Regions from separate parts of the Mus musculus genome. Here region 1 is linked to region 2. The links are chromatin loops, found by intact Hi-C in ENCODE. Cell type or tissue: gastrocnemius. All regions are shown on one strand. Links, peaks and the distances in the headings refer to the core of each region. The heading gives the core; the rest is flanking DNA. Region 1 overlaps Cux1 (cut-like homeobox 1). Region 2 overlaps Myl10 (myosin, light chain 10, regulatory).

The links. A loop is a pair of places that touch in the nucleus more often than their neighbours do. Peaks named below come from ENCODE experiments on the same cell type or tissue, not always from the same donor. Only the 100,000 strongest peaks of a DNase experiment are listed, where the experiment ranks them.
Region 1: a loop joins it to region 2, with 6 times the contacts of the local background. A loop is called at or near these places in 19 of 42 quality-filtered maps.

What each region holds. Positions count from the first base shown.
Region 1 is chr5:136,252,289-136,267,154 of GRCm38, forward strand. It overlaps Cux1 (cut-like homeobox 1), which reads right to left. Exons shown (of 23, transcript NM_001291234.1): 23 at 14,122-14,866. Among named protein-coding and RNA genes, the nearest start is that of Gm30408, 14 kb to the left of the region's middle. In gastrocnemius, for the core only: a CTCF peak has its summit at 6,732 (motif pointing right); a DNase peak (open chromatin) is centred at 6,788.
Region 2 is chr5:136,700,661-136,715,526 of GRCm38, forward strand. It overlaps Myl10 (myosin, light chain 10, regulatory), which reads left to right. Exons shown (of 6, transcript NM_001303021.1): 5 at 42-90; 6 at 195-434. The coding sequence ends at 293. Among named protein-coding and RNA genes, the nearest start is that of Myl10, 14 kb to the left of the region's middle. In gastrocnemius, for the core only: a CTCF peak has its summit at 5,061 (motif pointing right); DNase peaks (open chromatin) are centred at 5,082 and 6,356.

The DNA.
Region 1 (14,866 bases), core at 5,439-7,938, 450 kb before region 2:
TAATAAAAAATAAATAAATATGGGAAAAAAAAAAAGAACTGTTGCTGTTCACTGGCCCACAGTTTACATTACACCTGAGGGGTTCAGAGGTGGCCCAGCAGTTCGGGAGAGTGTGCATGAGAAGGCAGGACACAGGGAGCAAAGGACATTGTTTTATAGCTCTATGGCTGGGTCAGGCCCACAGACCCTCATGGAGGACTCTAGGCAGCACTGTACCCCGGAGCTACATTCTCAGCCCCAGAGTTCCTACTCACCCTCTTGCTGAAGGAGGAGAAAGGGTCCAGGCGTTCCTCGTATTGGGAGGAGTATCGCAGCTCCGTGTCGTCACTGCCGATACCCTGCATGGAGAAAGAGGGTACACGCAGTCAGTCATCAGGGGTTTGGGAGTCTGGGCTCCAGGGAGGACAGGATTAGAACTGGAGGGGAGGGCGGCAGGGCGCCAGTGCTAATAGGACCAGCATGTTGTGGCACGGGCCAGGGTGTGTGTGTGTGTGTGTGTGCGCGCGTGTGTGGGTATGTGTAGGGGGGAAGGGGACGAGGGTGGGGAGGCGGGTCACAGTTCCACTGGGGAGCTAAATCTTAGAAAGGCTGGAATGTACAAGTCACAGTTCCCAGTGGGAGGGGCAGTTTTGTGTATGTGTGTTTTCGGGAACCTTGAACTTCCGGCCTTTAGTGATCCTCTTGTCTCGGCCTCCCAAGAAGTTAGGGCCACAGGTGAGTGCCGCTGAGCTAGCTACGCGGAAAGGGCCTGAGGTAGCCAGGAGGCGCTTTTCCTAACAGCCCCTGGAGGCTCTGGTTTGCGGAACCCGGGTGCCCTCTAGTGGCCTAAAGAGGGCTGTTGCTTCATTTGGGTGGGAATGGGTCTTATTAAGGCCACAGACATCCCAGCTTCCTCTCTCCCTCAGTTTCTTTTCTTTTCTGTGTCTCTGTGTACATGCGCGCGTGCACACGTATGCACGCGTACATGTGCAAGCACGGAGGCCCTGAGGTCAGGAGTCTTCCTCGATTATACTCCACTTATTCACTGAGGCAAGAGCTCTCGCTCGAACTACAGCTTGTCTTTACAGCTAGCCGAGCTAAAGCTTGCCCCTCTGCCTTCGGAATTCTGGACTTACAGGCAGGCTGCCACGCCTAGCTGCCATTTACGTGGGAGCCAGGGATCTGAACTCTAGTCCACAGGTTTGCATGGCAAGCATCTCACCCCTGGAGCCATCTCCCCCAGCTCTTTTCCTACCTTCTGCCTTCCCTGAGCTGCGGAAGGGGTTTCTGTGTGCATGGTGGACCCTGCCTGGGAGGCCTGGGGCCTCGAAAAAGCCACCACAACAAACAGGCTTCTAGCCTTTTCTGTTCATTGTTTTTGGGGTGTGCATTATAGATGGTCTTTATATTTTTTGTTTTTTTCTAAAATGTAGTTTTTGTGTGTATGTGTGGTTTGCCTACATGTATGTGTGTGTGCCACACGTGTGCAGTGCCCACAGAAGTCAGAAAATAGTGTCTCTCCAACGATTGTAATCCGTTTTTTAGACAGAGTCTCATTAGGAAGTCTAGGCTGGACTCCAATTAGTGAGCCTCCCATGTCTGCCTTCCACCATCTTCAGGTACTATGCACGGAGCAGACAGCTGACAGGTGGGAAGGGAGGTGTGTATCTTTGGGGGTCCCCCTGGTGCTGACCACCCAGTGGATTACTGCTTAACGCTCCCTGATCTTGCCCCACACGCCATCCATAGTTTCTCTGGGAAGAAGAGGAGCACGTGTGGGGTGGGGGTGGGGGACTCACTCTGCCAGGGTAACTCTGCAGGAACTTGATCTTCTCAAAGAGTTTGATGTTGTCAGCGCGCAGGCTGTCCAGCTCGCTCTGCAGGGCCTGGATGGTGTGCTGGGCCATGCGGCTCTCCTGGGAATGGGGGCAGGGCAAAGATGGACAAAGGTGAGATGTGAGGGCTTCATTTGCCTGGGGCCTTTTCTGTGTCTTGGTGTGTGAATATTTGCATGTAAAAGTGTGTGTGTGTCTGTGGATGCTAGAGATGGGTTCTGGGGATTGAACTTAGGTCCTCATGTTTGCACAGTGAACACTTTACCCGCTGAGCATCTCCCCAGCCTCTCATGGGCCTGAAGTGCTGACTCTCCTCACAGATGCCCCAGCTAGAAAGTCTTTTTGCAGGAAAGTCAATTTCTTCATATTTGAATTTTCTATTTGTTATGTTTGGGTCATTTAAAATGGCATTTTAAGAAGATTTACTTTTATTTTATGTGTATGAGTATATGGCTCACACAGAGGCCAGAACAGGGTATCAGATTCCCCTGGGGATGAAGTTACAGACAGTTGTGGATTGCCAGGCAACTGGGAAATGAACCTGGCTCCTCCTCAAGAGCAGTAAGTACTCTCAACCTCTGAGCCACCTCTCCAGCCTTATGTTTTGGATCCTTATGCCTTTCAGAGATTGTGTGCTGAAGGCTTATTCTCCAGTCTAGGGGGGTATTGAGAGGGGAGAACCTTGAGAAGGCGGGGCCTCATGGGAACAAGCTATGCGATTGGAGGTGTGCACCTGGAGAGAATACGGAGACTCCAACCCTTCCTATTTCATTGCTTACTGGCAGCCATAAAATAAGCAGCTTGCCTTTATCATATGCGTCTCCATGATATGCTGCCTGGCCACAGCCCAAGGCAACCATGCTAACCCAGAACATATCGAAAGGTCTGAAACCATGACCTCCCCTCCCAAACCTCTCCTCCTCTACACCCCATCTTTTTTGCTTTTAGTCCTGGGGATGGAACCTAAGGCCTTATATTATGCCAGGCAGGTGCTCTACCACTGAGCCACGCCCCCAGCCCCTCCCTGGGGGATTCTAGGCAGGTGCTCTACCACTGAGCCACGCCCCCAGCCCCTCCCTGGGGGATTCTAGGCAGGTGCTCTACCACTGAGCCACGCCCCCAGCCCCTCCCTGGGGGATTCTAGGCAGGGGCTCTACCACTGAGCCACGCCCCCAGCCCCTCCCTGGGGGATTCTAGGCGGGGCTCTACCACTGAGCCACGCCCCCAGCCCCTCCCTGGGGGATTCTAGGCAGGGGCTCTACCACTGAGCCACGCCCCCAGCCCCTCATTGGGGGATTCTAGGCAGGAGCTCTACCACTGAGCCACGCCCCCAGCCCCTCACTGGGGGAATCTAGGCTGGGGCTCTACCACTGAGCCACGCCCCCAGCCCCCTCATTGGGGGATTCTAGGCAGGGGCTCTACTGCTGAGCCACGCCCCCAGCCCCTCACTGGTTGATTCTAGGCAGGGGCTCTACCACTGAGCCACATCCCCAGCCCCTCCCTGGGGGATTCTAGGCAGGGGCTATTCTGTTGAGGCACATCCCAGCCCTACCACTGACTTATATCTTCAGCCTTTTCTTTTCTTGAAACAGGGTCTTTCTAAATTGCCCAGGCTGGCTTTGAATTTAAGATATTCTGTTTCAGCCTCTTCAGAAAATGGGATTATAGACCTGTGCCACCAGTCCTGGCATAAAATCCTTTCTTATTGGGGTCAGCCATACTCTCTCCCATCCATTCTTTTTTCCCATTTTCCAACGTGCTGCAGATTTCCTCTGTGGATGGTTGAACCCGGTGGCTTTGTGCCTGAGTGGCCCAGGTACACTCTACTGCACTCCTGCTCATAGCATCTGTGGGTATTCCAGGCAGTCTGGTGCCCACCCTTGGGTCTTGTGTTCTATATCTCCTTCTTCCAACCCTGAAAAAAATCCCCAGTGTTCTTTACTTTGAGTTCGTGAATACTTCTTAAAGCCCAAAGTGGCACAGCCTCCTCCAGGAAGTCTCAACTGCATGGAGTACATCTAATCCTATTGCCAGTTCAGTATCTGTTGTTTTCCCCAAGCCTATGTCTTTCTACATTTGTGTCCTCAGATTTGAAGCCTACGGGGAACAGGAAGTAGGGTGGGACTCACGGCTTCCAGCTCTTGGTTCCGGGTGCGGAAACGTTCCCTTTGGCTGGAGATGATGGAAAGCAGGGAGTCCACCTGGCCTTCTGGAAGGGTCCCACTGGATGACATTGAGGGTCCTAGGAGATCGCAGGAAACGGCTTGGGTGTCATGGTGGTACCCTGCCCCCATCTGTACTGACAGAGAGCCAGGTCCCAACATTTCCTTCCCATGACTTGAGCTAAATGGGACCTTGCATCATGTCTGGTGAGCTGCGGTGGGGGTGCCCCATCTAAGATCTGTGATGTCCTACAATAGCTCCAAATGCAGCAGTGGAGATGGTGACAGTGGTGGGGGTGGAATGCCAGAGAAACACGGGCACGCTGAAGGCTCTGGGGAGCTAGGAGCAGCCCACAGCACCCTTTCCTGAGGTCACTGGCAAGCCATAGAGACAGAGGCTGCATTGCTGGGACAGGCCCCTTCTTGCTTGGAGGGAGAACATAAACTTTGGGAATCTGAGTTCCTAACAGGCTCCAAGGGCTTTCCTTGGCCCCTAACTCCTTGGGTGAGTGTTATTTGGCCAGGCCTTCCTCACCATAGAACAGAGCTGTAGCTTCCTTGATGGGTTCTGGAATCTTCTCTAGGCCTTGCTCGGAAGCTCCCTGCAGGGTAAAAAGGAAAAGATAAGCCTTATTTGCAGCACGGTGGGGGACTTTCCAGGGTGGGCAGTGTCACTGTGGGAGCTGGAGCTCGTGAGTCTGCTGGCCTGGACCAGACACAGCGTGTGCACAGGGCCCACTGCAGCTCTGGCGGCCGGGGTCCGGCAGCCTGCTTCCCCCCTGGCCACACACTGCCCTGGTGTGTAAGGCTTTACTACTGTGACCTAGGGTCTTCCGGCTTCCCTCTCCAGCATGGTTTTTCATCCCTCATAGGACAGGTGGCAGGCCAGCGAGGTGGCTCAGCAGGTAAGTCAGTCTCTAGAACCACACGGTGGAAGGAGAGAACTCACTCCTGCCAGTTGTCCTCTGGCCTCCACAAGAGCCCTGATAGGTTACTCTGTCTCTGTCTCTCTCTCATACACATATAGGAATGAATGAATGAATGAATGAATGAATAAATGAACAAGTGAATGAATGAATACATTTAATTTAATAAAATTAAAATGAGGGGCTGAAGAGATGGCTAGGATGTTAAGGGGCTGCTCTTCTAGAGGCCCCAGACTCAATTCCCAGCATCCACACATGGGCAGCTCAGAAATGTCCCAGACTCTAGTTCCCGGGGATCCGATGCCCTTTTCTGGACTCTGCATGCACATAGTGCAGACATACATGCAGGCAATAGCCATATGTTAAAAAAAAAAAGCCTCAAAAATCAAAAGGACAAGTGGCCCCTTTAGGTGCCAGTGTTCACAGGACAAGGGTCCATCAGCTATGCAGCTGGGCCCGTGTGACCTTGCTTTGCCTCTGACCAGAACTTTTAGTGCCTGGACACAAGCTAGTGCCGACCTCACGGTGCTGTCTACTAGTCAGAGTAAACCATGTGGCATCAGCCGTGAGGTTGGAAAAAAGGTGGCCTGCACGGGGCAATAAAACCCCGTGGGGAGGCCAGGGAGATGGCTGCAGACTTGGAAAGTCAGTACTTCTGGGTTCCGCGACACACACGGGGGTGAGAGTGGGTGCGCAGTGAGCAGGCCAGGCGGGAGGCTCACCTCGGCATCAGGCCGTTGGATGGACTGGATGGTGCTGAGGTCCTGCTCCAAGCGAGCGATCAGCTCCTTCTGCTCAACAGCCTTGGCTGTGGCCTCAGTGAGGTGGATCTGCAGCTCCGCACAGCGCCCTGTGGTGAAAGGAAGATGCGGCCATCAGAGGAGTCCAGGGACACAGGGATCCTAGGTACCTTGCAGACAAACCCAAGTTTGAAAGCATGAATGCCCGAGGGCTCTGATTGCTTCCTCCACACCCGCACTGCCCCACAGCCTGGCGCCCCAGGATACTCGGAGGAAGGAGGGGATGAGGTACATTGGGCCAGGCAGGGAGCTGTCCCAACTTGAGAACGCCCCACACGCATGTTGTAGTCTCCACTGCATCAACCTCAGATGCAATGGTGAAGACAAAGGTAGTGTGATAGTGGGTTGGCCACCCAATGTCCCCTGACCTGTAACCCTGTTCTTTCTCCTAAGAGCAGGGTTTTAGCAAGAAAGCACCTACTGATCTTTACTCCCTCTCCTCTTGATGCTACAGATAGAACCCAAGGCCTTGAACATTTAACATGCTGGAAAAACTCTGTACTGCTGAGCCACGCCCCCAGCCCCTCACTGGGGGATTCTAGGCAGGGGCTCTACCACTGAGCCACGCCCCCAGCCCCTCACTGGGGGATTCTAGGCAGGGGCTCTACCACTGAACCACGCCCCCAGCCCCTCCCTGGGGGATTCTAGGCAGGAGCTCTACCACTGAGCCACGCCCCCAGCCCCTCAATTGGGGATTCCACTGAGTGTTCTTTGTACCTCCACTTTTTGGCAGGTGCATCACTTTTTCTGTCTTTCATTTGCAAAACCTGTTACAGGAGGGTGCTGGAGAGATGGGCTAAGTCTTTAAGAGTCCTTGCAAGATGGCCTAGGTTCAGTTTCTAGCATCCACATGGTGGCATCTGTAACTCTAGTTCCAGGGGACCCGACACCCTTATCTGACCTCTGCAGGCACCAGGCACACATGTGGTGCACATACACATGGAGGTAAAACACTTATACATATTAAACAAGTGAATAAATGAATGAAACAAAGCCCTGACAATAAATTTTATTCTAAGTCCCGCCCATGACCACCAGGGGGCAGTGTACTCTCAGACGTCCCAAGGCTCCTGTCCTGACAGGAAACTGTTTAAGTTCTGGTTAGCTTTAGTGCTTCGTCTGGCAAGCAGGAGTGTGTGAGCATGCGGGCTGGGCTCTGGGCCCTGGGCTGAGGGTGGCTCACTGTTACCCCAGTGAGCACCCCCTTCTGCACCCTGATGGTCTGACCCATGGGGAGAGACGGATGGCACAGGCTTTACAGGACACTCTGGGCCTGTTCCCACACGCTCCCCACTGCTCAGACTCTGAATGGCTGTCATTCTATTGGGCTACAAGGTTAGGTGGGATTGATGGAAGTAAGGAGGTGACAGGCTGGAGGGCAAGACTAAGTTTAGGCGTTGGTGACCCTCGTCGGGAGAGGGACCAATGTCATGGCCTGCTGGCCTGGTGCATAATCCTTTGACCCAGGCCAGTGGAAGCACTGTAGAATCTACCTCCTCACTGAATGGTGCAAATTTAAGAGAGCGGATAGACAGAAGCATCAAGACAGAGGGAGAAGACAGCCACTGAAAGCCAACAGGGCTCTGGGTATCATTTACAGAGTGAAAGACAGACAGGTGGAAGGAAGGGATTGGCTCAGTTTCTGAATATCCACCAACTGGTCCCATACCAAAGGACCTGTGCCCTGGGCTAGGGGCATGGGGCTGAGGGAACTTATACTGAAACAACCGCTACCCACCCTGAGCGACCGTGGGTTCCTACAAGTGTGCAAATTATCACGGGATTACCAGGGACCCAGGGAACCCTGCTGCCTAGGGTGTGGATGAGACACTTTGGCCCACTTGTCTTATTTGTCACCAGTCTGTGGCCATTTCAGCATGGGAATGACTCAAGACTTCCAGAGGTGCCCATGGACACAGAAGAGGTGTGGCGAGTCAAGAGGGTTGCTGGGAGTGGGAGGAAGGCAGGTCCTTGTGAGGAGCAGAGACATGCTGGCCACATATAAAGCGCCCCAAGAGCAGACACTCAGGCCTTAGGCTGGCCCGGGTCAGCTGGAGGCAGGGCCTGCTCGCCAGTGAACAATGTGTTGGGCTGGCCTGAGATCTTGCCACTGTGGCTGAAAATGTTCCCTGATAGTGTGGCAGCAGTGACGGGTTCTTGGTTAGGGATGAAGGTCTGGGGGTGGGGTGGGGTGGGGGCAGTCCCTGAAGACATGGCTTTGGGGGATGCTGAGTGGTTGGACCAGGCGTGCTGAACAGGAGGCTGGCAGAGCAGGGCAGGGAGCTTGTGGGGTGAGTCCGAAGGGACAGGGTCTAGGGTACTCTGTGTTGCCACCTGTCACTCCACACAGGGAGGAGAAGCCTGACACCTGTGATGAGAATAACATACATCAAACTTGACAGGGTCTAGACTCATCTAGGAAACCTCCCCCAGGTGTATCTGTGAGGGGGTTTCTAGACCGTGTTGACCGAAGAGGGAAGACCCACCCTGAATGTGGGCAGTGCCATCCCATGGCCTGGTGTCTCACTCTGCATGAAAAGGAGAAAATGAGCTGAGCGCCAACACTCATCTCTCTCTGACGCCATGTCTCCTCTGCTATGAAGGATTAGACTCTGAGCCCAAATACACTCCTCCCTTAAGTTCCTTTTGTCTGGTATTTTGTTGTAGCAATGAGGAAAGTAACTTGTACAGCACCCTGCTGGATCTTACTTAGAGAGAATGATGGCTGAGCCTGCCTTGTTGGTTGGAGGCAGGGGCATGTATACCAACGTGCTTTGGCCATGTGTCAGGAAGGGAAGGTCCTGAGCTGGAATTCTAGGCTTTCTCTCTAGGGAGTTCATGACCTTGGGCAAACTCTCTGACTTGGGCAGGTCAACTTCAGGGCGACAGTAGGAGGGGCGTTTGACCTCAGGAGAGGAAGTATATGAAGCTGGAACCCTCACATGGGGAAGGTGTGGGCAGCAGCTCAGCATGGCTCGTGAAGGGTGAAGCACCTGTGATTGGCTAGGGAGTCCTTGGATCTGGGGATCTGAGATTACACATGGAGGCTGGAGAGACCCTGGCTTAGGGTGGCTGAAGGCAGTGTGGCGGGGAAAGGCAAAGACTCAAGAATGGTAGGTGAGGTGTGAACTCTTGGAGGGAGTATGTTCAGGCCCAGTGGTAGGGGGACAGCCCATGAATAAAGAGAGGGCGTGGTGTCTTGAGCTGAGGGCTGGAGAGCTGTTGGCAAGGGTATGGTTTGGTTCACACAGGGAGCTCAGACCAGCCAGAATGTAGAAGAAGAGCTTTGCACATCTGCAGTGACAGGAGAGAGTTGGTGTCCAGTGGTGGGTAGCATTCCTGAGCAAGAAGGTGCTGGGAAGCAAGGAGTATACTGGGTAGAGTGTGATGAGGGCCTGTCGGGGGGGTGGGTTGGGGGGGGGGAAGGCTGACTTCCTACCCCCTACAAGGGTCTGTGGAACCTCGTCTCCTGGAAGAATCTGGAAGGGCTTCCTAAGGATGTACATTTCACAGAGGTAAAGAAAGAGGAATACTATCAAGGCTGGGACCTAAGGAGGCCAGACTCTGATATAAAGCAGAGGCATGAAGGGTTGAGTGTGATATATCACACTTGTAATCATAGTGTAGCAGGGTTGCGAGGTCCTGGCCAGCCAGGGCTACACAGTGAGACCCTGTCTCAAATAAAACAAGGGCTAACCAAGGCTATAGCACGGCTAGAGCAGTCAGTGTTTGCTTAGAATCTTTCTCCCAACCCCTAATCCATTGGGGGCCTGGGGGTGTGGCTCAGTGATAGAGCCTGTGACCTGGAATTCCCCACTGACGGAGAGCTGGAGTTGTAGCTCGGCCATAGGACACTTGTGTAGAAGCCCTTAGCGAGAGGTTAGGGATGTGACTTGCCTAGCACCCACAAGGCTCATGGCTCCATCTCTAGCGCCACAAAATAAAAATAAAAATAAAAATGGGGAATAGAATCAAGACACAAGGAGGCTGCAGATTGGTCAAGTGCAAGAACGTTATCACAGTAGGATCAGAGAGGCATAGTGCTGTAGTCATGGCTATTCTGATGGCAGGGGACTCTGCTGTGTTAAATTAGCTTCCTGCAGGCCAGGTAGGGGTGGGGTGGGGGTGGGGTAGCTAATCAATGCACATTGTGGTCGCCTTTACCTTGAATCTACAAGGCCTCATGAACACTGAGGAATGCCTACCAAGTTATTTTGCCTGCAAATGCCCCAGTGTGCTTGTTAAATGCCCTTAACAAATCGCCCCCATTGGTCCCACTAAAGGGACCTGTCTACTCTCCAATGCCTATCTCCTTAAGATCACCAACTGGACTCTGCTGTACACTACCTTACCACTCACAAGCCCTGTCTATGGCTAAGTTGCATCAGCATCTTGCATCAGCAGTGAGCACCAGGTACTCAACTCTGCCAGCCGCTCCCCAGGAGGCCTGGTTGCTGTTGCTCTCGGCTAAGTTCTGAGTGCTACTCGGGCAAAGGTCTCACACACTCTTTCTTTCTTATCACTGCTGGTTATCATAGACCTTATCTATATGCCTGGGGTTATCTGTTGTATAGCTCCCTTGTCCATTTGTCTGTCTCTGAGACAGGGTCTTACTCAGCTGACCTCAGACTCATAGTGGCCTTCAGTTTGGTATTTAACATGTATCTCAGTCTTAGAAGGTCTGAACTTGAACTTGCTTCTCTTTCCTCCTGGTATCTGCTTTCTCCAGTACCAGCCTCTGCTTCTTGGCCCTATGTGTCCTGGCCAACTCTTTGTAGCTATCTAGCAGTGGTTCAGACAAAGCCTTAGTCATTGCTGTCTTCTATTGCATCTTAGGCTGGCAGTCCTGGGAATTGAATGTAGGGCCTCAAATATGCTAAACAAACTCTCAACTACTGAGTCCTGCCCCAGCCTCACTGGGGGATTCTAGGCAGGGGCTCTACCACTGAGCCTGTGGTCCCTCACTGGAGAATCCTGAGGAAGTGCTCTGCTGCTGAGCCACACCTGTAGCCCCACCATTTCTGGCCCTACATGCTCCTAGAATGGCTTAGTAATGGCAGACCCAGCTCTCTGCCACCTTATGGGAACCATGGTGAACCATGGGACCAATGGGTTTTGTCCTCTCACCAGTGCTGGCCAGCCCCTGAGATGTTCTGTCAAATGCAGTGGACAGAATGCATACAGACAGTTCTCTTGTATATACTGCCCTACTCCACACTCCCTCCCTGTATATCTATCTGTAACTGTACTTTCTCAGAGCATCTTATTAAGCCTTAATGGTTCTTAACCTTTCTTATGCTGCGACCCTTTAATACAGATCCTCATGTTGTGGTGACCCCCAACCATAACATGATTTCATTGTCACCTCATAACTGTAATATTGCTACTGTCCCGAATATGATGTATCTGATATGCAGGTTATCTGATATGCGACCTCCAGGGGGGCTGAGAACCACTGCATTAAAGCCTCTAATTTGATTCAGACCCACTTATCCTTAGAGAAGGCAGTATAAAGCCTATTCCTGGAGAGCTGGCAACGTGCCTACAGTGGGTGAGTCTCCCAGCTGCAGCCTGGAACCTTTCTATCCACTTTTGCCTCCCAAGTTGGCAGTTTATAAAACAGCTCTACAAAAACACATGCAAAGTTGGGTATCGCAGCACATGCCAGGAGACAAGAAGCCTAGCACTTGGGAGGTGTAGGCAGGAGGATCAAGTGTCCTCACCTATATAGCAAGTTTCATACTAGCCTGGGGCACCTGCCTTCAAGCAAGCAAGCAAGCAAGCAAGCAAGCAAACAAACTAGTTAAACTGACTGTAAGTAGGTACTCAGTTGGTAAAGTGCTTACCATCCCAAAACCCATACACACACACACACACACACACACACACACACACACACACACACACACACACACACACATTTAAAGCCAGCTGTGGGGCTCGGGCAAGAGCTCACTGGTTAATAGCACTGACTGCTCTTCCGGAGAACCCAGGTTCAATTCCCAGCACTCACATGGTGACCCACAACCATCTGTAACTTCAGTTCCAATGCCCTCTTATGGCCACCTTGAGCACCTGGCATGCACATGGTATATAGACAAAGGCAAAACACCTACATGTATAGAATCTAAAAAAAGAAAAAAGCTGGGCTGGAGAGATGGCTCAGTGGTTAAGAGCGCCGCCTGCTCTTCCTGAAGGTCATGAGTTCAAATCCCAGCAACCACATGGTGGCTCACAACCATCCGTAACGAGATCAGACTCCCTCTTCTGGAGTGTCTGAAGACAGCTACAGTGTACTTACATATAATAATAAATAAATCTTAAAAAAAAAAAGAAAGAAAAAAGCCAGGTACAGAGGTGGGTTTGTTGTGAGCCACCATGTGGTTGCTGGGATTTGAACTCCAGACCTTCGGAAGAGCAGTCGGGTGCTCTTACCCACTGAGCCATCTCACCAGCCCCAGAGGTGAGTCTGTAATCTCAGGGCTAGGGAGATGGACACAGGCAGATAGATCCCTGGGGCTCTCCAGGCAGCCGGGTTAGCTCCAGGCCAATAAGAGATTACGTTAAAACACTTGGGGAAGCTTTCTGGGAAACATAAATTGTTTAATTCAATTCAGTTAATAGATATTTTGTTCTGAGATGGAATCTTACTTAGATGTGGCTGGTCTTATACTACATTGCCAACAGTGGCTTCACACTCTTGACCTTCCTGCCCTAGCCCAGAAAATGTGGGATTACAGGCATGGGTTGTCACCATGGCTTTGGTTAAGATATCTTTAGAAAGAGGGAGGTTGGGGCTAGAGAGATGGCTCAGCAGTTAAGAGCACTGGCTGCCTTTTGAGAGCACATGAGTTCAGTTTGCAGTACCCACATGGTAGCTCACAACTGTTGGTAACTCAAGTTCCAGGAGATATGATACACTCTTCTGGCCTCCTTAGGCACCGGGTATATATGTGGTACACAGATATACATGTGGGCAAAACATACACACACACACACACACACACACACACACACACACACACACACACACACACACACACTTTTAAGTGGGGGCATCCCTAAACCTAGGTAAGAGGTTTGAGTTGATGAGTAGCCCTAAATGTATCCAATACCACCTTGTAAGGCTCAGGTGGTTTCCGGATAATTTCCCAATGGAAGGGGACTAGTGCTTGGAGACAATGACACTGATAAATTATGTCCCTTGAGTGTCTGAATGAAGCTTGGGGCTCCTAGGCGGAGGGGAGGAGAGCTTGCAGAACTGGACAGTACACAGATCTATGAGTAGGCAAAACACACACATAGCGTAAATAGAAGTCTTAAAAAAGGACCAATCCCAATACTGTTAACATTTGTGCTGAAGGCTTCCAGCATGGAGAGAATACTCCTTTTGTATATAAGCATTTTATGTTACAATCCCAGGCTTACTGCCGGCATGTGTATGGCCTTTGATAAGGCTTCACTCCTTTTCCAGACAGGACTGGTAACTCTGACTAAAGATACCACACTTCCCTGCAGGATTTACCCCATCAGGTGCCCCCCAGGAAACACCCCGTGATGTCACTCAAATCCCTTGGCAACCCCTGAATGATGACTTCGACCCCCCCCCCCGCCCCCGCCAGCTCCCCATAGAACTCAGTAACCGAGTGACGCTCTTGAAAGAAGCACCTTCCTCGAGCGCCTCCTCGTCTCTTCTCTTAACCTTTGGGCCTAAGAGCTGAATGGGCAATGGTGAGGCCAGCAAGATGGCTCGTTGGGTAAAGGTGCTTGCCACAAAGCCTGAGGACCAAAGTTCGACCCATGGAAGGAGAGAAATGACTCTCATAAGTTGCCCCCTGTCTCCCACAGGTGACACCCATGTACCCATATATGCACTGAATTTAAAAAACATTTTTTTAATGACTATCAGCTCCACCTAAACTGTCTTATCCCAACTTCTTTTCTGCAGGGAAGCCACCAACCTGGTTCTCCCTGAGTTGAGGTCCCTAGAGATAACAGAACTCTGGCTCCTTGGGGTGACAATGTATCTTTGTTCTTGTCATCCCTGACAATATCCTGAGGTGAGGGCCACACTCAGCCACAGCAGAGACCAGTGGCCCTCGTAACAGGCCTGCAAGACAGGCCAGGATGTCCCTTCATGGTGACAGACAAGGAGGCAGAGACCCGAGGTGTGTGCTTGTTTCAAAGATACAGGGGCAGAGAGTGACTCAAGCAGACAGGCAGGCAGGCGTTTGGGCCTGCTCACTGGGTACAGGAACCTGCCAACACCCAGGCTTCTCCCAGCATTATCTAAGAGCCATGTGACAACAGGGCTTGCAGGGAGTGAATGATGACTGAGGTGCCCATTGGACCTGTGTCTAAGAGGCGGTTGCTGTTCCTCAGCGTGGAGAAATCTTCAATAAAAACAGCCCACACGCGCTTGTGTTTGTATAAAAGATATTTACTTCAATTATCACACCTAGGGTGCTAGTGAATAATAATACATGGTGTGAGCTTCGGTGATATTGCTTCTCCGTATCATAATAGGGACCGTTGGACAGTGCAGAGAACAAACATTTCGTATGGCTAACCAAAGACAAGGGACGGCGCTGAGGGGCCGACGGGTGCCTCCCCCACCCCCACGCCAGCTGGGACCAACTTTTAAATGCCGAAAACAAATCACAAGAAAATCAAGACTGTGATAGGAGATGGTCACAGCAACACAAGGCTTCTCAAAACTACTTGTACAAAACAAAACAAAAACAAAAACAAAAAAAAAAAAAAAAAGGAGAGAGACATCTTTTACAATTTTTTTTTCTTCCTCTTGCTTCTTTTTGGTCAATTGGGTCTTGGTGAGGATTAAAATAAAATAAAAAGATCTGTGATTGTATTAACACACAAGCTCTATAAACACCTAAGACTTAGTGCCTGACAGAAAAAAAAAGTAAATACTGCTAAAATGTAACACATGATGGGGGGAAGGGCTTAGGAAGGGCTGACATGTGTCTTGTGCTGTGTGTTAGTAGTCTAGAGGAGGGTGGTGCTACCCGCTCTCCTAGCAAGTAGTTATTGCACAAACGCAAAGAGCTAGGTCTCTTGTCCTATGGGAAGGGACTCAGGAAAGTCACGGAGCTGATTCCTCCCCACTGTCAGCTTATGACAAGCTACTCTCAAAATGCTTGAAG
Region 2 (14,866 bases), core at 4,927-7,426:
CAGCTTTTCCACAAGACATGATGGCTTCTTTCTACCAACAGCATTAAGGAAAAGCTTATGACGCAGGCTGACCGGTTCAGTGAGGAGGAGGTGAGTGTGATCTTTTTGGGGGGGTAGACATTCCCATAACATCCATTGTTCTGACTTCTCCTTTCTTCAACAGTCCCTATGTAACCCTCAACTCCCTTTCCCAGGTCAAGCAGATGTTTGCAGCTTTCCCGCCAGATGTCTGTGGCAACTTAGACTACAGGAATCTGTGCTACGTCATCACACACGGCGAGGAGAAGGACTAGATGTGTCTCCTCCATACCTGGAGTCAGCCAAGATGGGGTTGGGTGGGCAGGGGGCAGTACAGGGCTATCATAGGTAGGGAAACAGTCTCCATCACCCCCGGAGTCCGGAGCTGAAGTGGGAATAAATAACACAGAGATGTGCGTCTGAGTGATGTTTGCGTGGTTAGCACTCTGGTTGGGAAGATGGTGAAACATTCCCTTCCACGCTAGTTTTTCCAAAACTCTTGGTTCCCTTGCTCTGCTCAGCTGTTCCTGATGAGCTGATATTTAAAAGTAATGGACATTTGTAATGCCCCTCATCTGGACCACAGGGCGTTGACTTCATTGGCGGGGGGGTTTTATTGAGCACCTAGCGTCTTTGAGTCTCCTGGATGAGACAGGGTTGTTCATGTGCAGGTCGTGAGGACTGTGGGGAGAAAGAGTCTCAGATGGACCAAAGCTGGGACAGGGTGTGAGTGGGATGGAGGGTGGGACCGAGAGGGAGAAACTTGGCAGAAGGAGCCGGGCAGAAGCGAAGTTAGGGAGGAGGGGAGATGGGTTCAGGGACATTAAAATGTAGGCAGAGAGCTCTCTACTTGCACGCATGGCATCAAAGATGGTCTACATGGGGCTAAAGGGGACCTCATTGTGATTAAAAACGTCTGCTCACCAAAAGACACCACTGAAGACACCAAAAGATCAGAGCGAGGACAGAGGAAGATTCTGGAGGCACATAGACCTCGACAAAGGTCTCATCTCCTCTGTGTGTGTTATACTTAAGTCTGCAAGGGAGTAATGGAAAATATGAGTTACTTTATTGTATGGGGGTGTGAATGCGTAGATGTTAAGGGACATATAGGGGAGTTGCTTCTCTCCTTCCACCATCGGGGTCCTGGGGATGAAATAAAGGTCTCATCTTGGCAGCAGGTAGAGAGCCCCTTTATTTCCTAAGCCACTAAACTGGCTCCCCTTCCCCCCCCCCCGCCCCGTAACAAGATGGCTGAGAACAACTTCAGAGAGGAAGGATTTATTTTGTCTCATACATTCCGAGTGTTCAGTGCAAGAAGATTGCAAGTTTGAGGTCAGCCTGGCCTGTAGGATCCTATCTCCAATAAGGAAAGCAACGGGAGGTGGGGAGGGGAGAGGGCAAGGCAGATAAACAGTCAGACAGACAGACTTAGGAAATAGGAATCCTTTGCCATTCTCTCAGGAGAGGGGGCAAGAGAGGTTCTCCCATCAGCCTGCAGCTCTTGGCCTGGGAGACAACTGAGTGGTCCACTAGAGAAGAGGCTGAGGCTGCTAGAAGAATCCTTCCTCTACCACAGCCCTGGCTGCCCCTTGCTTTCTAAGACTCACTTTCCTGGAAGTCATGAGTGGAGCCCTGTCTACACCGAAAACTTGTCAAACCTGTTTGTGTCCCACAGGAGGAGACAGAGCCAGGGCTACAGGGAGTGGGAGCCTCAGGCAATCTCTGACACCCCCTTACTTGAGACTGTCTGACAGCTTGGCCTGCCATACTGCAGGGGCCCTAGCTCACTAGGGACATGGGCAACCAGTGCAGAGGTCAAAAGGGGATCCGGCAGGTTAAAGAGGAAGTGTGTGTGGGAGGGGCATTCACTTCCTCGATCCTCAATCTTCCCTGTCCCTGCTCTCTGAGCCAGAGTACAATGGTGATCAATAAAACCAGTTCAAGCTGCATGGAATTCAAGAGGAACTTACAAGACTCCCCCTCTCAAGTTGAACAGTTAAAACTTGTGTGTAGCTGTGGCTTAGAGGTAGAGAGGCCCTGCCTAGAATACCCCAGAGAGGGGCTGGGGGCATGGCTCAGTGGTAGAGCCCCTGCCTAGAATCCTCCAGTGAGGGGCTAGGGGCGTGGCTCAGTGGTAGAGCCCCTGCCTAGAATCCCCCAGTGAGGGGCTGGGGGCGTGGCTCAGTGGTAGAGCCCCTGCCTAGAATCCCCCAGGGAGGGACTGGGGGCGTGGCTCAGTGGTAGAGCCCCTGCCTAGAATCCCCCAGGGAGGGGCTGGGGGCGTGGCTCAGTGGTAGAGCCCCTGCCTAGAATCCCCCAGTGAGGGGCTAGGGGCGTGGCTCAGTGGTAGAGCCCCTGCCTAGAATCCCCTAGTGAGGGGCTGGGGGTGTGGCTCAGTGGTAGAGCCCCTGCCTAGAATCCCCTAGTGAGGGGCTGGGGGCGTGGCTCAGTGGTAGAGCCCCTGCCTAGAATCCCCTAGTGAGGGGCTGGGGGTGTGGCTCAGTGGTAGAGCCCCTGCCTAGAATCCCCTAGTGAGGGGCTGGGGGCGTGGCTCAGTGGTAGAGCCTCTGCCTAGAATCCCCCAGGGAGGGGCTGGGGGCGTGGCTCAGTGGAAGAGCACCCACCTAGTCTACATAAAGCCCTGGGTTCAATCCTCAGTGCTGCAAAACAACTAAAACCAGATTAAGACCTTGCTGTACTTCTACTGTCTGTGCCACTCGCGCTGGACACAGGGCCTTTGCTTTGCTAGTTCTTCTGTTTGGAACTTTCTTCCACTCTATTACTCCAGCCTGGCTATGTGGTTGCAGCTCAGCTCAGCCCTGACAACTGCAATAGGTCAAAGCCCTTTCAGAAAATCAGATACTTAAAAATGTGTATTATTACTCGTGTGTGTGTGTGTGTGTGTGTGTGTGTGTGTGTGTGTGTGATGTCCACACACCTGTTTGCATGCTCATGTGGATGTCAGGAAGTTGTTTCACATATGGAAGTTGTTTTTGTCCTTCCTTAGGATAAAGTTGTCAGGCTCATGGACAACAAACACCTTCTCCCTACTGAGACAGCTAACTGAGCCACCAGGTACTTCTGTTGGGGAATTTTAAGTCCAAAAGGTTGGGATTCAAGTGGAGTTTTGATCACTACAATGCCCCTAGACCCCAAATGTAGGCTTGGTATATGGTAGAGTCTATTCAACCCTAGGATATCCAGAGAATCAGCCTGCAGCTGGGCTGCAGCCAGGCCCTATGGAGGCCACTACAGAGTTATGTGCCCCATGTGGCCAAACCTGGTACTGCATTCAGTTCCAGAGTCCTCCCTTGGGCTTCACCAAGCCTACCTGGCCAGTCTACTCTTCAGTCGTCCCATAAGAAGAATGAAGAAAGAACTCAAGTGTATCTTGGCGTCTTAGGGACTATCATGGCTCAGGATAGCAGCGAATCTGAGACTGAAGCCACTTTTCTGTTTTTTTCTTATAAAACTGGCCAAACTGGATCACCTAGAATGCCTGATGAACCCTAATCAGACCTGGGAGGCGATGGGCTGCAAGCCCAAACAGGCCTTTGGGTCCCCAGAGATCTGGGGCAAGGAATTGGCCCTGCCCTGGGCCTCAGCCTGCTCCCCCAACCAGCTGTATCTCATTGAGGATAATTAGCCCAGCCAGACGCCTGGCTCTCGGCCTCTCATTTTCCACTCAAGATCCATCCGCCGGGGGCCTTCGGACAGTGGCCCCACATATAAATCAAGAGGGGGTCGCTGTTAAGAGAGCAGGGACATTCTTTCCACCCATGTGGCTGGCTAAATTGTCTCCAAGAGCAGATTCTGTCTTGGCGCCCAATCAAGAATGGCCAAGGCCTTTGAAGGCCCTTCCAGGATGAACCCCAGGGGTTTGAAGCTGTCTGAGCAAGCGGCAATCTCTGTGGGAGCTTCTGCTGACCACAAGAGGGTGGGGCCTCTGAGGACGGTGGGACAACGTGATAGAAGAGGGACAGACCTCGCCTGACAGGAGGCACCCCCATTATGGAGACTCCATAGCAACTTTGGAGCTGACTGTATCTCGCTACATGTAAGTAAGGGCTCTGTCATTAAGCCACGCCCCCAGTCACTTACTTGGGGGTTCTAGGGCAGTGGTCTACATTGAGCTACACCCAGCCCCTTACTGGGGGATTCTAGGCAAAGCAGTTTATCAGTGAGCCCCGCTCAGCCCTTGCTGGGGCACTCAGGAATTCTACCACTGTCTCCCTCTCCTTATTTTTGCTCTGCCTGGGCTGCACCTTGAAGACCTATCTCAAAACTAAATAAATGTACGGCTAGGAGCACATCTCAGTCGTAGAACATGTGTGAGGACCGTGGCTTTGCTCACTGCCACTCCAAAAAGAAATAAATGAAAACAAATGGATATCCACACGTTGATATTAGTAAAAAAGATGGGATGTATACTTAGTGAGAATAAAAAATAGAATGACAAACATGACAGACCTAGGTCCTCTGCACATATGTTACAGTTGGGCAGCTTGGTCTTCATGTGGGCTGCTAACAGTGAGAGCAGGGGCTGTCTCTGGCTCTGTCATTTCCCTTCACACCCTTTCCTGCTACTGGGCTGCTCACCTCACCTCAATAGGAGAAGATGCACCTAGCCTTAGTGCAACGTGAGATGCTGAGGTTGGTTGGTATCCATGGGAGGCCTCCCCTTGTCTGAGGAGAAAGGGAGGAGGAGTGGAGGCAAGGCAGGGAGGACTGGACGGAGAGGGGGGAGGGGAAACTGTGGTCGAGATGTAAAGTAAATTAATTAAAATAAAAAATCACGAAAGTGGAATAGGAATCACTGAGATTTTGCTTGTGAGTTCTAGAGAAGAGGTCCTGGAGAGACTGTTAAAAGAGGACATTTTAGAATTTTCTGGAACACTGGTTCCAGAACTGTCATACTCCCCACTGAATCAGCATTTTAGTCTTGACACTAAATTTCTTTTTTTTTTTAATTTATTTTTATGTAAATGAATGCATGTTTGAGGGGCTGTGTCTGTGCACATGAGTGCAGTACCCAGAGAGGCCACAAGAGGGCTCTGTCTGGTATGGATGCTGAGAACTAAACTTGGGTCCTTCAGAAGGGAAGTACGTACTCTTTCCAGCTTCCTGAGCCCACTTTCTTTCAATAGTGAGGTTCGATCCTGAACCCCACAGTGTCTGGTTGGAGCCAGGGAATTGTGGCTGCTTACAGACAGAAAGACAGACTCCGGGGCATGTGTAGTTTATGATCTGGTATCAACATAAGCTTGGAGTTGATCCTGTAAAATAAACTTACTGGTGAATTAAATACCCGTTCAGGGCCATGGAGTCAAGCATTTTGCACATGACACGGGCCTATCCCGTGAAGTTTTTTGAAGCCACGCCCACCGTCCGTGCTTCATACTTGCTCCTAGTTTGTTGTGGGGTCTCTTATGCTGACCCCATGCTGGTTGTATGGGTGGGGTGTGGGTGTGGATGTGATTGGGGAATGAAGAGACTGGTTCCAGTGTCCTGAGAGTGGCGTGACAGGGTCGAGGCATACCTTTCTTTTTATATCTTCAACTTGTGTAGCCTATTAGCCTGGCTCAGTTGCCTCAGAAGACAGGGTTCTATTGGTGGCTGGGTAGCTCTGACACTCCGACCCTCAGCGCCCTCCTGGCCTTCCCATGATCCAACTACAATCATGGATTCCACAGCAGTCAAGGACAAAAGGGCACAGACAGTGGCTCTGGGACAAGGCTCGGAAGCCAGCTCCAGTCCCAGCTGCTGCCCGCCCCAACACCTCATCCTTACTCAAGACCTGTTATCCGAGTGCTGGGTGCTAATGTCTATGTTTGGAGAGGGTGGGGCACTGGGACCCAGACTTCTTGGTGCCATGGAGACACTGGATGGGAGTGGCTGGTGGGCGCAGGGGTGGGAGAAACAGGCCATGTGGAGCTATGGTAATCCAGAATTTAGCTTCAAAGCTTGTGCCTTCAACTTCATTGGAATGTCCACCCACAAGGGTGGGGACAAGCTAAGTCTGGCTCCCATCAAACTTCAGAGAGTTACTGTGTCTTGTTTGGCTGGGGACTGAGGAGACTGTCTCATGGGGTTACAGGTCGGGGATCTTAGTGGGCGTATATAGGGTCAGGAAACCCCAGTACAACCTCTTAGGCCATGTCTACTCTAGGTCACTGACTACCTGTTTGGGCCCTCATATCGCCCCCCAGAGAGATGGATGAGCGTCCCACCCACCACCCACCATGTGCACCCTCAGCTGGTACTTGCTGCCGGCCGCCCGGGTTAGAAACTCCAGTTGGCCTCGGTGAATGGAACGCACAAAGACCGCTTTTGTGGCTCCACAGCGCCATCTACTGGTTTTTGAGCCACCTTGCCTGGCTTCTGTTTCTCCCAGGCTTCTAGAGTCAACACAGCCACTCATAGCACAGGGTTTTAAAGTATAATTTTGAGGCAAACAAGTCTGAATGAGAGTTGTGGCTGCCTCAGTTACTGCTGAACCACAGACCTTAACCTCTTTAAGTTTCCTGGAAAAAAAAAAACTCGTGGGCTGGGCTCAGTCAGTAAAGCTTGCCTCGAAAGTATGTGGACCTGAGTCCCATTCCTAAAACCCATGTAAAAAGCCAGGTACTGAATCTGTGCTTAAGGTGGAGACAGGTTAACTCTTGGGCCTTGATGGCCAGACAGCCTAGCCTGATTGGCAAGTACCGGGTCAATGGGAGACTCTATCTCAGAGAGAGAGAGAGAGAGAGAGAGAGAGAGAGAGAGAGAGAGAGAGAGAGAGGTGTGACAATATCCTTGAGGAAGTCTTGAGGTTTCTTCTGGCCTCTACATGATCATGCATGCACCCTCACATACATGCACATACACAAACATGCATTTAAAAATAGCTTGCAAACTTATAGCGTGGTCTTTAAGCTTTCTACTGTGTGCACACAAGACCGCATCACAGCCCTGTAATTACATCTCTAACTTCAGGCGATAAGGACACTGAGGATACCCAGGGGATGGATGGAGGCTGCAGTGATACGTGGATAGAAGGCACCGGATTGCCAAAGCCCGCTGGATGCACACTTTCCCACAAATCCATCTGCCTTCAGCATCTTTGCCTCCGGGGCTTCCAAGAATCATGACACATGTCTTGATTTAGCCTCCAGCTTCGAGCCCCGGCTGCTTCCCATGACAAAGGTTCACTTGCATGCATGCGCACCTTCTCTTTCTCTTTTCTGAGACAGGATTTGTGTGTGTGTGTGTGTAGCCCTGGCCGTACTGGAATTAATCCATAGACCAAGCTAGCCTTGAATTTAGAGATCCCCCTGCCTCTGCCCTCCCCGGTGCTGGGATTAAAGGTGTGCACCATCACCACCCCACTTCTCAGTTTCATCTATTGCTGTGATAATAAAAAGATCTGACAAGAGCAACTTAGAAGAGTTTATGTCAGTTCATGGTCCCAGAGTTACAATCCATCCTATGGGGACATCACAGGGGCAGGAACACCGGAGACAGCTGGTCACATCACATCCACAGTCAGGAGCGGGGGGTGGGGCTGGGGTGTGGGGGAATGGGGTGGGGGGATGAATGCGCATGCGCGTAGTGCTCAGCCCGCTTTCGCTTTCTCTACTCTCAGTCCAGGCCTCAAATGGTGCTGTCCGCTTTTAAGCTGGGTCTTCCCACATCAATTAACACTGTCAAGATAATCTCCCACAAACATGCCCACAGGTCCATCCGAATGAGACAGTTCCTCGCTGAGACGCTCTTCCCAGGTGACTCTGGGACGTGACAAGCTGATAATTAAAACTAACCTGCACAATGGACATGGGAGGAAGTAACCTGTTTGGATCCAGATCTGTCCCTAGTGGAGCTCAGGGTCCTGAACAGCTCTTCTCTCTGTGATGGCTGGCTTCCTGTGTGGCAAGTGAATTGTCAGGGTCCTTTCGGCCGCTTCTACTGTCTAAGCCCTGTCCTGCTTCTCACGCTACTGTGGGTGGGAAGGTAGAGGACATACAATGGGAACCAGGAGCTCGGGACAATTCTCATCCGCACCCCACCCCCAAGCAGTGGGGGAGTCTGCATCCTGGAGTCTAGCCTGATTCAGCTTGGTGATATTCCACCTCTCTTGGAAGTCATGTCCGCGCCACCCCACCTTCCCCAGCTCAGCAGCTTCTTCTTACTGGAGCCTTAAAAGGGTTCCGGGAACAAAATACCTCTAAGGATCCACTTCCAGTGGCCTACTTCCTCCAGTATAAGCCCCGCCTCCTCCAATGCTTCCCCCCCCCCCCCCCCCACCAAGTAGCACCACCACCTGGGGATGTAGGCTTTAGCTCTCGGCCTGTGGAAGGGATTCCGTGTTCCAACTAAGGCTTGCCCGAGGCACCCTGCTGTGCGAGGCCTTCAGCTTGTCTTCCTGCTCACAGGGTGCTGTCCTGCTGCCTTCTTGCTGGTGTGGTCACGGTGGGAAAGGTGTAGTGATGCAGAGCAGTTGACATCAGAGTGGACAAAAAGACGCATCAGAAAGTATAATTGGTGGACAGGAAGCAGCAAGAGGCTGTCTGAGAGTGACATATGTTCAGAAAGCAAAGACTGCATCTGTCAGTAGCCCATGGTGTGGCTTTTTTTTTTTTTTTTTTTTTTTCGGGACAGAGATGTGACTCTTATATGCAGAGTCCCAAGGGTAGAGGAGATAGAGAACTGCTTATAGCTGGAAGAGAAGGAAACCAGCCTAGGTACTGGTGAGCAAGGCTGTCAGGGAGCCAGTAGCCAGCCTGTCATTGCTGCAGCTGCTCAAGAGGTAGGAGTGGGAGAAGGATTAAGCGAGGCTCCCAGAATCAGAAGACAGGATCTGGGGCCTCCAGTCAGTGCTGAATGGTCATGTGAACGGGGTTAGGAGTCTTCAAGGCCCCAGGAGTGTATATGAGGGCATTGACTCCCCAGAGGGGACAGATAGGAGCTTATACTCCAGTCTGCAAAGGTGGTGACAGAGGCCACTGATATGCACAGAGAGATGCCAGCCCTTGCCCTGTAAGGACTGGAAACACTAGAGGTTGCTAGCCTTTCCTCAAGGGTGGAGCTGTGGAGCCATCCCAAGAGGGCAGAGGGAATTGGTCGCTTGGCTGTCTGGGTTCCTTGTGTGTGTGTGTGTGTGTGTGTGTGTGAGAGAGAGAGAGAGAGAGAGAGAGAGAGAGAGAGAGAGAGAGAGAGATATGTTCTTGTGGAGAGCATGTGATGTGTGTGCACTGTGCCTGCATATGTGTACACATGACTGTGGAGGCCAGAGGTCAACCTTGGGTATCATTTCATAGGCACTGCTGATCTTACTTGTTTGAGACAGGGTCTCATGCTAGGACCTAGGGCTCATTGATTAAGGTAGGCTGGGTGGCCAGTGGGCTACAGGGACCCTGCCCCTATCTCTACTTCTTTAGTACTGGGATTCTACACACGCAACACCACATCCAGTTTTTTGGGGGGAGGTTGTTTTTGTTTTTGCTTTTTAATGTGAGTTCTGGGGAGTGAACCTGTGTCTTCATGCTTGTAAAACAAGCGCCTTACTGACTAAGCCATCTCCTCAGCTCCTTAGGTGCCCTCTCTTATGGGTCAGTATGGGTTCCTGATAGCCTCCAGCAGTTTCTGGACTAAGGAGTTTTGGTAGATTCTAGCTGTTCTCTTTAGGTCTCAGGGGTGCTGGCAGCCATTAAGGGACAAAATGCAGGTACACATTAGTCTAGAAGCAAAGTTCCTCTGACATTAGCTCTCAGTGGACACATTCTGGGGTGGAATCTAATGCCACCATGAAGTTTGTTGTTGTTGTTGTTGTTGCTGTTGTTGTTATTTTGTTTTATTTTTACATTTATTGTTTATCCACCTCATATGTGTCTGTATGCCCACACATATGTCATGGTATGTCTGTGGAGATCAAAGGACAAGTCAGATCTAGCCTTCCACCGTGTGTGTCCCCAGGGATCAAACTTAGAGTATCCAGTTTGGCAGAAAGCACATTTACCTGCAAAGCCATCTTGCCAGCCCCTCACCAGTGAGTTTTGCCAGAACTGACTGATTACCTCTGCGCCCCCCCCCAAAGGGAACAGGTTGGGTGTACCCATACTGCCCCATAAGCACCCAAGTATTTGTTCAGAGAACAGAATGTCAGCCAAGCCCAGGAACCCGAGACTTGTAACTATGTCCTCAATACTGGGTCATCAAAGGCTTCTAGGGGCCACTTGTCTGGTTTCCATGACATCATGGACCTTAAAGTGGCTCTCCCTATCCATGTGCCATGCATGAATGGGCCTCTTGTTCTCCCTAAAGCCATTATCGTCAGTGCTGGATCCCTGCCAGGGGCCAGGTGGGTCCTGGAGTGACTCAGGATGGGCGCCAAACATGTTCACGAGTCACAGCTGATGTTTCTGCAGCAGCAGTCTTAGCTGGCAGGTCTGTGGAGTGGATGCCACATTGTAGAGATCCAAGCTGTGAGCTACAGTGGGCACCTGGGGAGCTGGGTTGCCAACTCCTGCAAGGCACTGGATCTGCTTGTCTGCTGCTGGGCACTGACATCTGCCCTGGAGACTCAGAGGCATAGAAGGCCAGTGTAAGGTGAATAAGTTATTGGTCAGGTAAAGAGGGAGTGGGGCAAGAAGAGGAGCCCCGGGGCAATAGCCAGTACACTCCTCTGCAGAAGTTGGGGAGATCTGAGGTGTAGAGGTGGAGAGGAAGGCAGAATCGCAAGATGTATCCCAGGCTGGCCTTGAACTCACATTCCTCCTGCCTAAGCCTACTGAGTTCTGGGAGTTACAGGCCTGTGTCCTCACACTTGGTTTATTTCTGGCCATTTAAGCCTGATGACTTATACAAAAGCCAACAAGATGGCAACTGTTTGGAAGACTCCTATGACTCATTTTTTTTTTTAAGTAAATGAATCCTTAAAAAAAAAAAAAGTCCTTGGCTAAGGATGCTGCTCAGTTGGTGGGGGGTTTGCTTAGCAGGCAGGGATGCCTGGATTCCATCAGCACTGATGAGGTGGAGGTGAGAGAGTCAGGAATGCAGAGCCGGGGAGTTCAGAACCAGCGTGGCATACGGGAGACACATCTCTCTCTTTATATCAGGGCTGGAGAGATGCAGCATGTGGTGAGGAAGGGCTGCTTCTCCTGTAGGAGACTCGAGTTAAGTTCCCAGAAGCTCCGTCTAGTGACTCACAATCACCTGTAACTCTAGCTGCAGGTGTGTGTGTGTGTGTGTGTGTGTGTGTATGTGTGTGTATGTGTGTGTGTATGTGTGTGTATGTGTGTGTATGTGTGTGTATATGTGTGTATGTATGTGTGTGTATGTGTGTGTGTGCATGTGTGTGTATGTGTGTGTATGTGTGTGTATGTGTGTGTATATGTGTGTGTGTATGTGTGTGTATGTGTGTGTATATGTGTGTATGTATGTGTGTGTATGTGTGTGTATGTGTATGTGTGTGTGCATGTGTGTGTATGTGTGTGTGCATGTGTGTGTGCATGTGTGTGTGTATGTGTGTGTATGTGTGTGTATGTGTGTGTGCATGTGTGTGTGTGCATGTGTGTGTATGTGTGTGTGTGTGTATGTGTGTGTATGTGTGTGTGTGTATGTGTGTGTCCAGATTCCTCTTCTGGCCTCCCTGGGTCTGCATACATGTGGTATATAACACACACACACACACACACACACACACACTAAAAATAAATAAACACTTTCTTTTTTTTCAAGACAGGGTCTCACTGTCTTGGAACTTGCTTTGCAGACCAGGCTGGCCTCAAATTCAGAGATCCTCCTGCCTCTGCCTCTGTAAGTGCTGGGATTAGAGGTGTGAGCTGCTATGCCCAGCCTTTTTTTTTTTTTTTGTAAAGAAGAGTTAAGGCTCCAGACTCAGGTAGGTGGGAATCATACCGTGCACTGTGCACAGACTACAAGCCGGAAGCTTGAATGCAAACACAAGCAGAACTCGATGCTTCTCTGCACTTCAAATTTTCCTTATGGCGCAAATGCTTCCTCTCTGAGCTCTGGCCAAGATAACCAACCATAACAGCAGCCATTGTCAGTTCTGAATGCTTGGCCTGAGTCTTGGGGCAGAGTGGATGGGAAGCCAGCACTTGGCATTCTGGACTCTCCCATGTTCTTGTCTGTGAGATACCCATAGACACAGACACACACACAAACACACACATAAACATACAGACACACAAACACACTCACACACATATATACATACAGAGACACACAGATACACATTCACACACATAGACATATACACATACACACACAGACACACACACACAGATATACACACTCATACACACACACACAGATATACACACTCATACACACTCACACACACACAGATATACACACTCATACACACATACACACATTCACACACACATACCCCTAAATCAAAATTTAGAGGTTGGTGAAAGTTATGCGTTTGGAAGGCACAGGTTCAAGACAGGAGTAAGGTTGAGACAAAAGTTATGGCCCTTTCCTCTGATCTCTTGGCTTGCCTTTCCCCTTGGGCCTCTACCTGGGGGAAGCAAAAATGCAGAATCCAGAATGTAGAGCCAGAGTTAACAGAGCCACAGTCTAAGTTCAGCTGAGTCTGAGCTGTGCCATTAGGGGTTTGTAACAAAAAGACAGAGCTATTTATTTATTTGTTTGTTTATTTATTTATTTATTTAAAGAATGGTTGATTTTAGGCCCCTCCCTCTAAGCGGTAAGGGTATCATAAGGCAGAGGGAGGCTGGCGATGTGGTTCTGGGTCCCAGCACAATAGCTTCCTGGTTATGCTCTTGAGGGTCGTGTGTGTGTGTGTGTGTGTGTGTGTGTGTGTGTGTGTGTGCATGCGCACACCCCTTGAGGTCAGAGGACAACTTAGGGGGCCAGTTCTTACTTCCACTTCTGCAAATGCTGCCCCTTCCCTGTTCCACCATGTTTTGGGGGTCTGAGCTGATACTGAGACCTGCAGCTTACTGGCTGAGCTAGACTGGCTGGCCAGTTAACCTCCTGGGAATCCTCCTGTCTCCAGTCCCTCAGGGGTGGGTAGCAAGGGTGTATGCTCAAGTTTTTCTTCTGTCAGTCTTAGGGACCAAGCTAGTGTCCCCACCAGTGTGTGGCAATCACTGTGCACACCAGCCCTCCTGGTGTTTCTTCTAATTAACCCTGTGATTCCCTCTTCGTTTATCCAGACTGCCATGGTCGCCAGCTGCTGTGGACACCCCTCCTGGGCCACCTGGTGCTGGGCGAACTGGAGATGGAACCCACTCCCTGGGGAGCTAGCTCAGGGATACCCGGGGAACAGCTCAGGGTTGATGGTTTTGCCTAAACGCTGGTGCACTATAGGTTCACGTGGGTAGCATCCGGCTATGTCCTTGGGAAAGGAGGCAGAGGAGAGGCTGCTCGTACCCCGCAGGTAAAGAAGACCTTGTTGATGCCAGGCCAAGGGCATGTGTAGGACCCGGGTCACCAACCTAGCTCCTATCTGTGACACCGAAGCAAGAGGTGGGCAAGGCCTCAAGCTGCCTGTGGGAGGATGTATCTGCGGGAGGTGGAGGGCGCCCCCATTCAGCCCTCTCATCCATCCCGAGAGCCCTGGGCAGGGAGCCACCCAAAATAGCACAACCCTACCAGGCCTGTGGTCCCAGGCAGCGGACCTAAGGCAGCGGAAAAGGCAGCCAGGGCCAGGGCCCACCCACGACTGCCCACCTCGGGCGCTGCCCTCCGCCGTCCTGGGAGACCTCGGGCTGGGTTGAAGGCACAGCCTCAGAAGTGGCCTCCGCGGGCGCCAGGTGCAGCACGGTGGCGCTCATTAGGCCTCGGAAGGCGGGCCAGGCTTAGAGCCCAGTCTTCTGAGAATCCCCGGAGAAGAAAGGAATCAAAGGCTGGGGATTGGGAAACAAGGATGAGGAGATAATGAAACAAGATTCCTATCTGAAATAATTTCCTCTAATTGCTGGTAAGAAACATTCATTTTCCTTTTGAAGCTCCCGGGGCCCCGGGGCGTCTTGGGACGTGCCAAGATGGCAGCTCGTCTAGCCGGATCGGCTTGAGAGCTGCCTGCGGGGGCTGGCACTGGGCCACGGCGGGGCAGGCAGCGGGGGTGATGCTCCACTTGATGGGGCGCCTAAGGTGTGCAAGAGGCCTTGGGAGCGCGGGCCTTTGTACCAAACTCCTGGTTTCCCTCTCCTGTGTGAGATGGACACACCACTCTGACCCCAGCCCCTACTTTGTGCACCCACTGGGTGCCCTGCTGGGCGAGGCCTGATAACCTGATTTTTCTGCTGATCACTACAGGTGAAAAACCCCATTTTTTCTACTGATCACTACAAATTGTGGCCAGTAGAGTCATGCCAGGATGCGAGAGGTCCCGGTGGGCTTCTACATGCCCACAGCGCCCCCTAGCGCCTCTGGGGAATTGCAGACTTCGTGCGGCTGCCCATGTTACAGATGAGGGAGTTAGGCCGTTCAAAGACTAGGACTGGACCCACTGAGAGGGAGGCTGGGTGCGCACATTCTGGCAGCGTCTTAGGCTCCAACCATATTAGAGTCCGTCCTTTGATATGCACAGGGTGTGGGTGATGCAAAGAAGTGGCCCTCACTTGAGGCTGTGGGGTGTGGTGCTTCTGAAGAAAGCTCCTTGCTTCTCTCCCGCAAAAAGGTTTTCATGCTCTTTGATCCTTGTCCATGTATGAAACATAGGATGCACACGTTCCTGGTTACTGTCTACAGAAATCATGGAAATATTGACTGATTTTTTTAAAGGAGTCGTTTTTATGTGGATATTTCTTTCAGATATTTTTTTTTCCCCAAGCATCTTTGCCCAGGAAGCTGAAGGGACAGGATGGGG